Regions from separate parts of the Homo sapiens genome. Here regions 1 and 2 are each linked to region 3. Evidence: chromatin contacts called from ENCODE Hi-C or POLR2A ChIA-PET data. All regions are on one chromosome and are shown on one strand. The core of a region is the stretch at or near the end of the contact, and the rest is flanking DNA. Distances in the headings are between cores, read along the strand shown.

What was found. A loop is a pair of places that touch in the nucleus more often than their neighbours do. ChIA-PET counts read pairs that join two places held with the same protein, here RNA polymerase II (POLR2A). Pooled maps may share reads with other maps.
Region 1: a loop to region 3 is called in a map of CD8-positive, alpha-beta T cell, with 7 times the contacts of the local background. The contact joins the promoter of RAB40C here to the promoter of CEMP1 in region 3. A Hi-C loop is called at or near these places in 1 of 168 maps with a recorded cell type or tissue (CD8-positive, alpha-beta T cell) and 7 of 50 pooled maps. POLR2A ChIA-PET finds 5 or more read pairs at or near these places in 1 of 52 experiments (H1).
Region 2: a loop to region 3 is called in a pooled map, with 6 times the contacts of the local background. The contact joins the promoter of UQCC4 here to the promoter of CEMP1 in region 3. A Hi-C loop is called at or near these places in 9 of 50 pooled maps. POLR2A ChIA-PET finds 5 or more read pairs at or near these places in 2 of 52 experiments (H1 and activated CD8-positive, alpha-beta memory T cell).

Annotation. Positions count from the first base shown.
Region 1 is chr16:588,154-591,953 of GRCh38, forward strand. It overlaps RAB40C (RAB40C, member RAS oncogene family), which reads left to right and starts at 1,913. Exons shown (of 6, transcript NM_021168.5): 1 at 1,913-2,280. The coding sequence starts at 2,139. RefSeq lists enhancers at 234-433, 556-1,429 and silencers at 774-1,083, 1,404-1,463, 1,474-1,523, 1,594-1,713, 1,804-2,123.
Region 2 is chr16:1,418,311-1,422,243 of GRCh38, forward strand. UQCC4 (ubiquinol-cytochrome c reductase complex assembly factor 4) reads right to left here and starts at 2,437. Exons shown (of 2, transcript NM_001272051.2): 1 at 2,382-2,437; 2 at 1,442-2,302. The coding sequence starts at 2,413. The coding sequence ends at 1,936. RefSeq lists enhancers at 1,728-2,583, 2,071-2,140, 2,151-2,200, 2,451-2,610, 2,584-3,437 and 1 more.
Region 3 is chr16:2,529,714-2,533,411 of GRCh38, forward strand. CEMP1 (cementum protein 1) reads right to left here and starts at 1,695. Exons shown (of 1, transcript NM_001048212.3): 1 at 322-1,695. The coding sequence starts at 1,360. The coding sequence ends at 617. It overlaps AMDHD2 (amidohydrolase domain containing 2), which reads left to right. Exons shown (of 11, transcript NM_001330449.2): 11 at 1-1,704. It overlaps MIR3178 (microRNA 3178), which reads right to left and starts at 2,292; the gene lies at 2,209-2,292. RefSeq lists enhancers at 2,098-2,147, 2,926-3,627, 2,928-2,977.

The DNA.
Region 1 (3,800 bases), core at 663-3,162, 1.9 Mb before region 3:
CACTATCCACCCCCCGCTTCCAGGCAGTCTCAGAAACCGAGGAGGAAACATCACATCTTTGGTGCTTCCCGTCCCTGGAGTGAGGGGCCTCAGGGACTTCACAGCCAGGGCTCAAGTCTGGGCACAATGACCTCTGAGCAGAAGAGGCTCTCCCTGACCCGCCAGGTTGTTTCCGGGTTAATGCCTGGGGAACTTGGCAAGGCGCCATCTCTACAAAAAATACAAAAGGTAGCCGGGCATGGTGGCGCCTGTAGTCCCAGCTACTCGGGAGGCTGAGGCTGGAGGATCGCTTGTGCCGGGGAGGTAGAGGCTGCAGTGAGCCGAGATCGCGCTACTGCACTGCAGCCTGGGCGACAAAGGGAGACCCTGTTTCAAAAAAGAAAAAACTGGTGCGTCGATGTGGTCGCCGCTTAGTCAGGCCATGTCTTCAGCTCTGGGGGACGGGAGGTCACTGGAGGTGTGGGGCTGCCCGTCCTGGCGTCCCTCTGTGTAAGCAGCACCTGCTCCCGGAGGCACAGCCCTGGTCGGGGCCCCTCTGGAGGAGGGTTCTTGCCGGGCTCTGCTCCTCGCCGGCGGGGCAGACGTGACGGGCTCCGCACCCGGTCTGGAGAGGGCTGCGCTGGGTCGGCGCTGACGTTACTGCTTTTACTTACGACTGTAACAGCGCTACTGAACGCAGAGCACGTATCACAAAGCTCACCCGTTCCGAGTGAGTAACTTCACCGAGAGAGGCAGGACCATCCCCACGACGGTAGGACCTTCTCGTCACCCCAGAAAGAACCACGTGCCCACTCAACCCCCGACCCCACGCCGGGGCCCGCGGACGCAGCCGCCTCGCTCGCCCACGCACCTGCGGCAGCCGGGCCCGGCAGGGACGAGGGCTCGGCGGCGCCCCCGGGAAGAGCGCGGTCCGGGCCCTGGGTCCCCGTCCAGGAGGCGCCGCTGCCGCAGTGAGCACGTCGGGCCGGGTCTTGAGCTCGCGCCGGCCGCGCTCCCCGCGTCCCGAGCTGTGGCGGCCGCGTCCCCGGGCGGAAGGCTCACGCTCGGTGACGCCGCGCTGTCCCAGAACCTCAGCGACTTTGCAGACTCACTGGTGACCCAACGGTGCGCCCCGCCGCCGCCGGGCGGAAGTCCCGCCCCTGCCCCGGAGAGGAAGTTCCGCCTCATCGAGCGCCGATTGGCCGCACCGCCTTAGAGAGGACGCGCCCGGGGCCACCCCGCCGCTCCCTCCGAGGGTTCTGCGGAAGCAGGCGGCACAGCCTGCGAGGGGCTTTCGTTTCCCGGACTCAGCCGCATCGCCTCGGCTCGGGCGCGCCTGCATCCTGCCGCCCGTCCGCGCGTTGAAGGGGCGGATACAAACAACGTGGACTTCCGAGCCCCTGATTGGCGAGCGTGTAGGAAAGGGGCGGGGTTAGCAGAGCCGTGATGGACATGCAAGCGACCCAATGGCGCCGGCGACGGGGCGGGCGAGGACAACGGCGTTGTGGGCCGGGGGCGGGGCGGCCGGCGGCTCTGGGATTTCTCTGGGAGGCAGCCGCAGGGAAGGGAATGATCTTGGTGAACTTATAATCGAACCAATGGTTCCGGGAAAGCAGGAGGCGAGTGGCCAATGGCGACGGCGATGAGGCAGGCGTCCGCTGTCTCCGCAACGCCGTGTGGGAAAGGCGGGGGAGGGGCGGTCATGACAGACGTGCAGACAGGCCAATGGCTGAGGGAAGGAGGGCGGCGGGCGACCTCTGGTGACTACGGGAAGGCAGGGCGGGGTGGTGAAGAGGCGGTGCGACCGGAGGTCTGGCGGCGCCGTGTGGAACGCCGTGAGGGCGGGGAAGTCGTGACGGACGGGCGGGTGGGCCAATGGGCTCGGGAGGGCGGGCGAAGGGTGGCCAATGGCGGCGGCGCGGCCGGGGGTGGGGCGGCGCGGCGGCCCTGGTGGTGCGGGAAGCGGCGGGGCGGCGGCGAGGCTGAGGTGCGCCCGGGCGCGGGCGGGGCGGGGCCGGCGCTGGGCTTCGGGCGCGCCCACTCGGCCGCCGTGGGGCGGACGCAACGGGCGCAGGTGCGGGGCGCGGGCTCTCTCACGCCGCGGCCTCACCCGGCGGTGCTTCGGCAGGCGGCCGGCGCGGGGCGCAGGCGGCGCGGCCATGGGCTCGCAGGGCAGTCCGGTGAAGAGCTACGACTACCTGCTCAAGTTCCTGCTGGTGGGCGACAGCGACGTGGGCAAGGGCGAGATCCTGGAGAGCCTGCAGGACGGCGCGGCAGAGTCCCCGTACGCCTACAGTAACGGTAAGGCCCGGCCCGCGGCGCGCGCTGCTACGCGGGGCCCGAGCCCGGCGAGCTGGGCACGGAGCTCGCCCTCGGCCCGGCCCTTCCAAGCGCCGCCGAACGTTCCCAGGAACGCCTTTGCCTGGCTTCCAGACTCGGTAGCTCGGTGGCTGCGGGGTGCCCGTGCTCCAGTCCCGAGGTGACGCCGGGGGGCAGGAGGACGGACCAGAGGGACGCGCCCAGCGGGGACGGTGCCATGGACCCGGGGTCTGGGGGACGGTGTCACGGGTCCGGGATCTCAGGGGAAGGTGTCATGGGTCCGGGATCTGGAGCCCAGGGGAAGGTGTCATGGGTCCTAGAGAAGGTGTCATGGGCCTGGGGAAGGTGTCATGGGTCTAGGATCATCTGGGGTCCGAGGGAAGGTGTCATGGGCTCGGGGGAAGGTGTCGTGGGCCGGAGGGAAGGTGTCATGGGTGCAGGATCTGGGGTCTGGGAGAAGGTGTCATAGGTCCGAGGGAAGGTGTCATGGGTCCAGGATCTGGGGTCCGGGGAAAGATGTCATGGTCCCGGTAGAAGGCGTCATGGGCCAAAAGGAAGGTGTCATGGGTCTAGGATCATCTGGGGTCCGAGGAAAGGTGTCATAGATCTGGGGGAAGGCATCATGGTCCTAAGGGAAGCTGTCATGGGTCTGGGATCATCTGGGGTCCGAGGGAAGGTGTCATAGATCTGGGGAAAGGTGTCATGGGTCTGGGATCTCAGGGGAAGGTGTCATGGGCCTAAGGGAAGGTGTCATGGTCTGGGATCTCAGGGGAAGGTGTCATGGGTCTAGGATCATCTGGGGTCTGAGGGAAGGTGTCATAGATCTGGGGGAAGGCATCATGGTCCTAAGGGAAGGTGTCATGGGTCTGGGATCATCTGGGGTCCGAGGGAAGGTGTTATAGATCTGGGGAAAGGTGTCATGGGCCCGGGGAAGGTGTCACGGACCCAGGTCTGGTGGCAGGTGCTGCTGGGCTGCTCTTGGGACCCTGTCTCGAGCGTGCACAGATGACAGGTCCTTATAGGCACGCTGTTCCCCTGAGGTATTTGCTTACTGCTGAGGGAGTCAACGCTTTGTGCTAGAAGAAAATACCTCTGTAATGAGTTACTGAACATTTGTTTTGTTTTGTTTTCTTTTCTTTTCTTTCTTTTTTTTTTTTTTGAGACGGAGTCTCACTCTGTCGCCAGGCTGGAGTGCAGTGGCACAATTTCAGCTCACTGCAACCTCCGCCTCCTGGGTTCAAGCGATTCCCCTGTCTCAGCCTCCCGAGTAGCTGGGACTACAGGTGTATGCCACCACGCCCGGCTAATTTTGTTGTGTGTATTTTAGTAGAGACGGGGTTTCAGCATGTCGGCCAGGATGGTCTCAATCTCCTGACCTCATGATCTGCCCACCTCGGCCTCCCAAAGTGCTGGGATTACAGACGTGAGCCACTGCGCCTGGCCTGAACGTTTGTTTTTAACTTCCAGTGGCATGGCTAAAATACACTAGATAGGTGGCATCA
Region 2 (3,933 bases), core at 1,187-3,686, 1.1 Mb before region 3:
AGGGAAGATCCGCCCACCATCCCCAGCTGGCCTTGGGTCTGTCTACGGCACAGGTGTGAGGTCAGCAACTGGAAAAGCCCTCCCAGATCGCTGCCCTGGAGGCACTTGGGATCTGCTGCATGTCTCTGAAACATGTATAGGTATATATGTATGAAAACAATTGACCGGGCGCAGTGGCTCATGCCTATAATCCCAGAACTTTGGGAGGCCAAGGCGGGCAGATCACTTGAGGTCAGGAATCTGAGACCAGCCTGGCCAACATGGCGAAACCCCGTCTCTACTAAAAATACAAAAATTAGACGGGTGTGGCGGTGCGTGCCTGTAATCCCAGCTACCCTGGAGGCTGAGGCAGGAGAGTCGCTTGAACCCAGGAGGTGGAGGTTGCAGTGAGCCAAGATGGAGCCACTGTACTCTAGCCTAGGTGACAGAGCAAGACTCAATCTCAAAAAAAAAAAGAGAAAACAATCTGGGGCCGGGCGCGGTGGCTCCCATCTGTAATCCCAGCACTGTGAGAGGCCGAGGAGGAGAGATCACTTGAAGTCAGGAGTTTGAGACCAGCCTGGCCAACATGCCAAAAGCCCGTCTCTACTGAAAATTTAAAAATTATCCGGGTGTGGTGGCACAAGCCTGTAGTTCTAGCTACTCGGGAGGCTGAGGCAGAAGAACTGCTTGAACCCAGGAGACAAGAGGTTGCAGTGAGCCAAAATTGTGCCACTGCACTCCAGTCTGGGAGACAGAGTGAGACCCTGTCTCAAAAATAAAAACAAAACAAAACAAAACAAAAAAACAAAAAACAATCACTTAGGTAACCCAAAATAGTGCCCATCATTTGTGAAAAGAAATACTCACTAGTTGTATTCTACTCAGAAAATGGTTGCCTTGCTTAAAAAGTTTTGCAGAAAACTGCAAAAGTTCCTCATTTCTGGTACTATTCGGTAATATATATGTAGGTTTCTTTCCTCAGTTCCCACTCTGGAAAAAAAAAAAAAAAGGAAAACGAAACTTTTTTTTTTTTTTTGAGACGGAGTCTCGCTTTGTCGTGCAGGCTGGAGTGCAGTGGCGCGATCTCGACTCACTGCAAGCTTCGCCTCCAGGGTTCACGCCATTCTCCTGCCTCAGCCTCCGGAGTAGCTGGGACTCCAGGGGCCCGCCACCACGCCCGGCTAATTTTTTGTATTTTTTAGTAGACACAGGGTTTCACCGTGTTGGCCAGGATGGTCTCGATCTCCTGACCTCGTGATCCGCCCGCCTCAGCCTCCCAAAGTGCTGGGATTACAGGCGTCAGCCACCGCGCCCGACCGGAAAAGGAAACTTTTAAAAATAGCTGCTGGTGCAACTAACTTACGTGCTCTGGTAAACAAGAAGAGATTAAAATAAAAAACAATAGCTGCCCAAATACCCCCTTTTTAAAAACTAGATGCAAAAAAAGGGAATCATCTAATCCCATATTATAAAATTAAAATTTATTTTCATTTGTTGTTGTGTAAAACTCACATGTGGAAGTGTTCCTTGCACAGGCCGCAGCATGCAATACAGTTTCACACTTCTGCCAGATATTCTATCTCAGAAAGCAAATTACCTGCAAACTAACACTGGATGACAAGTGTCACCAGAAGTGCTTTGGAAACATGATTATGTTATACAAAGACTTGGCAAATCCAACAGCATACAGTGCAACTGAAACCTTCCCCAAGGATCTGAGAAGTCTTGCCGATGGAATCCTTGGACATCAAGAGCCAGGCGAGGAGCAGTTTCCGATCTGCTGAGATTCTGCTCCGCCTTCACGCGAATCAGCATAGCCAAGTGCCCCATCCACCAGCCAAGTCCTTCAGTGCTGAGGACGCACGCATAGCCAGGACAGTCACGGGCAAACGTGACATCAAATCCGAAGGGCGGCTGTCGGCTCCCTTCCTGCCAGCCCCAGCGGGCACCCCGTCAAGTTCTCGCTCTGTAGGCAGCTGGAGTCTCAGGCTCCTCAGAACGATCACTGGGCTCTGGCACCTCTCCCCACACCTGTCTCAACCACTGGTCCGCCTCGCTCTCCTCCCTCAGGTAGCACCAGATGATCAGCGCCACGAGGAAGCAGCTGAGGGGCAGCACCTTCCACCAGGGCCGCTGATGTCCCTTTCCCATGGTATGGCCCACCGACCAGCGGTGAGGGTTGGCTTTGCTGGAGGAAAACTCAATGGGGCGGTCAGGGTCGTCCTCTTCCTCGGCGGCAGGGTGGGCCCGATCCCGGGAACCGGGCAACGGATGAAGGCTTCGGGAAGCCCAGCCTATGAGCCTCAGCGCCCGGACGGCCCTGGAAGAGAGAGAGCAGTAAGCGCTCCGCCCGCCCGCCGGTGTCTGCCCTCGGCCCTCCGAGACCTTGAGGAGCTCACCCGGCCGCCGGGGCACACAAGACACGATTCATTGCTGCCTTGACTCCTCGACTGACGCCTTGGCGCGCCGTGATAGCGTCACTTCCGTCGCCGGAAACCGGAAACCGGGCGCCATACCAGGCCTCCGCTCACGACTACAGAACGTGGTCCCAGTAGCGCAGCGGAAATGACGTTCGGCTGCGAAGAGCTCTTTCCGTCGCAGGCCCGGAGTGCGCGATGGCATGCCGGGAAATGTAGTTCTCCGTCCCTTTCGAATAGGACCGACACCCCGGTCCCTGGCCCCGAAGAGAGGCGGGCGCCGCGGGGGCGGACGTTGTCCTCAGAGAGTTGTCTGAGTTTGCCTCGGAGCAGTTCTGAACCGTCATGAAGGTGCGCGGGGCCTGGTTGGGGATCCGCGCCCTCAGCCCTGCCCGCCTGCCCTGGGCTGGGCGCCCGCACCTCTCTGCCGGCTTCCCCGAAGGCCGTGGCACCGCCCTATTTTTTTTTTTTTTTTTTTTCCGTTTAGTTCTTTTCGTGAGACAGGGACTCTCTCTGTCGCCCAGGCTGGAGTGCAGTGGCGCGATCTCACGTCACTGCGGCCTCTGAAACCGCCTTTGCAAAAATTATCACTGAGGAAATGACAGTGGAAGAGATGAGACCTAAGGGGCTCCGTCGTGCTTCCCACCCTTAAGCTGTCCTGGTTCATTCCTGGGCGTGGGCAGAGCTAACTTTGGGAAGGATTTCAGTTCATGGTTTCACTCTGAATCAAAGTCAACAGCCCTTTCCAGAAAAAACCCCCGTCTTGCCTGAAGACCAGTCTGCCTTTGCAGGACTAATAAATCAGCTGCAAAATTAGAAATTGGCCGGGCGCCGTGGCTCACGCCTGTAATCCCAGCACTTTGGGAGGCCGAGGCGGGCAGATCATGAGGTCAGGAGATCGAGACCATCCTGGCTAATACGATGAAACCCTGTCTCTACTAAAAATACAAAAAATTAGCCGGGCGTGGTGGCGGGCGCCTGTAGTCCCAGCTACTCGGGAGGCTGAGGCAGGAGAATCGCTTGAACCTGGGAGGCAGAGGTTGCAGTGAGCCGAGATGGAGCCACTGTACTCCAGCCTGGGCGACAGAGCGAGGCTCAGTCTGAAAAAAAAAAAGAGTCTGAACCTCCCCAAATTGCTCCTGGGGATAACATCACTATTGTAAAATCTAAGATCAGGCCGGGTGTGGTGGCTCACGCCTGTAATCCCAGCACTTTGGGAGGCCAAGTCGGGTGGATCACGAGGTCAGGAGTTTGAGACCAGCCTGGCCAGTATGGTGAAACCCTGTCTCTACTAAAAATACAAAAAGTAGCCTGGGGTGGTGGCGCTCGCTTGTAGTTCCAGCTACTTGGGAAGCTGAAGGAGAAGAATCGCTTGTACCCTGGAGGTGGAAGTTGCAGTGAGCCAAGATCATGCCATTGTGCTCCAGCCTGGGTGACGGAGCAAGACTCTGTCTCAAAAAGCACAACAACAACAAAAACCTAAGCTCAAAGATCAGTGCCTGAAATATTTAGCAGAGCGTGCACTGGATGGATC
Region 3 (3,698 bases), core at 445-2,944:
AACGTGCACCCAGCAGGACTCGCCTTGGCTCCGGGTTTTGCTTGTGCTCACATGTGGCACCATCCTTGGTTGCCCTCCTGGAGAAGGCATTCACGGCCTGGGGTGGGATGGCTGGGCTGTAGTTTAGCCTGGGCCTTGGGCCCCAGTGGGGGACAGGGCCTGTCTGCATGAAGTGGACCGGAGACCTGCAGACCCCAGGAAAGTGTCACTATGGGAGGGAGGGGCAGGCAGTCAGTGGCTGGTGCCATGGGGTGAAGCCACCATGGGCTGGGGGTGAAGAGCCGGCAGGAAGGGGACCAGTCACAGGGAGTGTGGACAGTCAGGGGTTTGCTTTCTGCTCCTGAGTTGGGGTGTGCAGCGTGGAGCCCACAGCCTGGTTCTGGGCCAGGGCACAGTGCCAGGGGCTCCGCTCTGACCTCCAGGAGGGAGACTGGGCCCGGGACCCCTGTTTTCTGCTCCCTGGACTGCCTAGCCCTGAGTGCCACGGATGACCAGCGTTCTGTTTTCTCTTCTCAATAACCCTATCTCTTCACACATCCCCAGGCCCAGTGCTTGCCGGCTGTGGTGACCCTGCCTGGTGCTGGAGGGCAGTATGGGAGGCACCAGTGTGCCCTGCTCACCCCATTAGTGTCATCCTGCCATCTTCTGTGTCCCCTTGGCCCTGGCACACACCCATGTGGCAAACACGGGCCGTGAGGCTCCCTGAACAGCTTCGAGGCGGGTGGGCTTCTGGAGCCCTCTTGGCTCTGAGGACAGCCACAGTGGGGTCAGACGTCAGGGATTGGTGCAGCCCCACGTCAGGGGTGATTGTCTTGACTTTCTCTCCATTTGAGTTCTGGGGTGGGTGGCTCCCTTCCCCCTTGCTTACAGGTGCTGTCCTGGGCACAGGAGGTACGCGCCTGGCTCTGCCACTGTTCTCTTCCCTCTGCTGCAAAGCCCAGTTAAGGAAATGTCTCCAGGTCCAAAGAGATAGGATGGTCTGGGCCCCACCTGTTGGAAGGGAACAGCCAGGGAAGAACCACCTGCCTGGGCAGGGCCTCGCCTGAGGGAGGGCCTGGGGCAGGGCACAAGGGGTTGATCTCAGCCCACAAGCCCCAGGGGCAGCCCAGGAAAGCAGGCGACGGATGTGGATCCTGACCTCCTGAGAGGTGTGAGGTGCAGGGATACCCACCTCTGCCTTGACGGCCGCGCACCCCTTAGGAAGTGGCTGTCCAGCGCCTGCCTGTGCTGGGCCTGGGAGAGGAGCTGTCTTGCCAGGGCTCCCAGGCAGGGAGAGGCAGGTGAGGTTCTCAGCCGATGTGTTAGAGGTTGAGCATCGCCTGTGCCCAGCTTGCTGGCTGTCAGTGCTTGATGTGCCCATCCTCAGCTAAAACCCAGAGCTGGCATGTTGGTCATCCCCACCTCAGACGGGACGCCCAGTCCAGAGCTGGTGAGCCCTGGGCCAGCCTTTGGGCCTGGCCTGCCCCATTCACCGGCCAGCGCCCCACCTCCCTGGCTGGAGGGTCGGGGAGGGGCTGGCAGAGATGGTTGGTCCACAGGGCTAGCCCTGGGTGGTGGGAGAGGGGCCCAGGGTCAGGGTGAGAGAGAGCTGGGCCAGGGAGCTGCTGCAGGATGATTTTGAGGTGTGGGGGAAGCACTCTTGGTTGGTTTTGGTTTGCTTTTTAAAAATTGTGGTAAAATACATAACAAAAGTAACTATCGTAACCTGAGCAGTTCTGTGACATGAAGTGAATTCACTGCTTTGTGTGACCTTGGCCACCATCATTCCCCACCACTCACTCCCGCTGGGCTCCCAGCCCTGCCCCACCATTCCGCTCCCTCTACAGCTATGGGTTTTACAAAGAAGGATGCAGGGCGCCCTGACTGCGGGGTGAGGGGCAGGCCTGCCCGCGGTGTGGGCATTCGCTGAAGGGGGACGCCCAGGTGTCTGCCTGAGTTACGGGTTGGGGGGTCGGGCATGTGGGGAGGGATGGAGTTGGAGGTGCATGCTCTCAGAGCTGGTAGGGGTGGCCCGTTTCGTCCCGTGTGTGAACTGGAGATGAGACCCGGCGCCTGCGATCCCGCAGACCGCGCCCGGCCGGGTGTCACTTGTGGGCGCACGCTGCCGGGATGCTGGGCCGAGCCCGCGGTTTAAGACCCAGATCTCAGCCAGGTCCCTTTCGCCGTCCGAGCCTCTGCACCTCGTGGGCTCCGAGCACATCCAGGCCAGAGACTGCGTTTGGGGCGTGGGCACGGGAGACCGTCATCAGCCAGGACGCTCTCGACCGATCCGGCCGCGCCCCGCCCAGCCTCGTAGCGCAGGCGCTGAGTCCAGGCTGACGCGCAACTCTGGGAGCGTTGCGGCACGCGGGGCCTTGCCTACTGTGGGAGGGGCTTCTGGGGGCGGGCTTCTGTCGGGCCAATTAGGATCGCCGCAGGGAAGGCACGCGCCGCGGCTGAGCAACAGGGGCGCGCGTCACCTTCTCTAGTTAACCCGCGCGGCCCCGGGCACAGAGCCCGAGGCTGCGCGGTCCCCGGCGGGCCCGCGGACCCCCCCCATCTCTGCGCCCCCCACATCTCTGCGGACCCCGCCTCGCCCCAGCCCTCCCATCCACAACCCTCACAACCTTGCATACCCCGCTACGCTCCCCACCGCGCCCTCACATTCCTGCAGACCCCGTCTCCCCACAACGCTCCCCGCCAACGCTGCGGAGCTCCGCGTCGCCCCAGCGCTCCCTGCCAAGCCCCCCACACCCCTGTAGACCCCGCCTCGCCCCAACCCTCCGAGCTGCTCCCCTTATACCCTTGCGGACCTAGTTTGTTTCGTCCCAGTCCTCCCCGTCGCGTCTCCCACATCCCTGCGGACCTCCCCGCGCCTCGCCTCTCCCTTCTGTTACGTATCACGCACAGGTGGATCCCACTACGACCCAGCTTGGCTCCTGTCCCGCACCTCCGCACCTGGCCTCTAGCCCCGCCCTCACTGTCTTGGGAAATGAAGCGGAGGGGTGGGCCGGACACTCTAGAAGCACCCTGGCTCGGAGCTTCCCTAGCTCGGAGTTGGTTTGGAGCCCAGGCTAGGGACCCAGGGTGGGCGCAGCAGGGGAGATTGGCACCAGAAGCGTGGAGGAAGGGCACCTCTTCAGCCCGGCTTTTCCGCCCCTGGAGTCTGGGACAGCTCCGGAGCGTCCGGGTACTCCCTCCCAGACTGGCCCTGTTCCTTTTATCACATTTATGTCACACACGTTTTTTCTAAATGGGTTTACACTTTTGCTATTACTTTGCAGTTCGGTTTGTGTGTGTGTGACGGAGCCTGGCTGTGTTGCGCAGGCTGGAGTGCAGTGGTGCGATCTCTGCTCACTGCAGCTTCCGCCTCCCGGGTTCAAGCGATTCTCCGCCTCAGCCCCCTTAGTAGCTGGGATTACAGGCGCACGCCACCACACCTGACTAATTTTTTTGTATTTTTGGTAGAGACAGGGTTTCACTATGTTGGCCAGGCTGGTCTTGAATTCCTGACCTCAATTGATTCGCCCGCCTAGGCCTCTGAAAGTGCTGGGATTACAGGCGTGAGCCACTGTGCCCAGCCTTTTTTTTTTTTTTTTTTTAACACGGAGTCTCATTCTGTTGCCCAGCCCGGCGCGATCCTGGCTCACTGCAACCTCAGCCTCCTGGGTTCAAGTGATTCTCCTGCCTCAGCCTTCCCAGTAGCTGGGATTACAGGC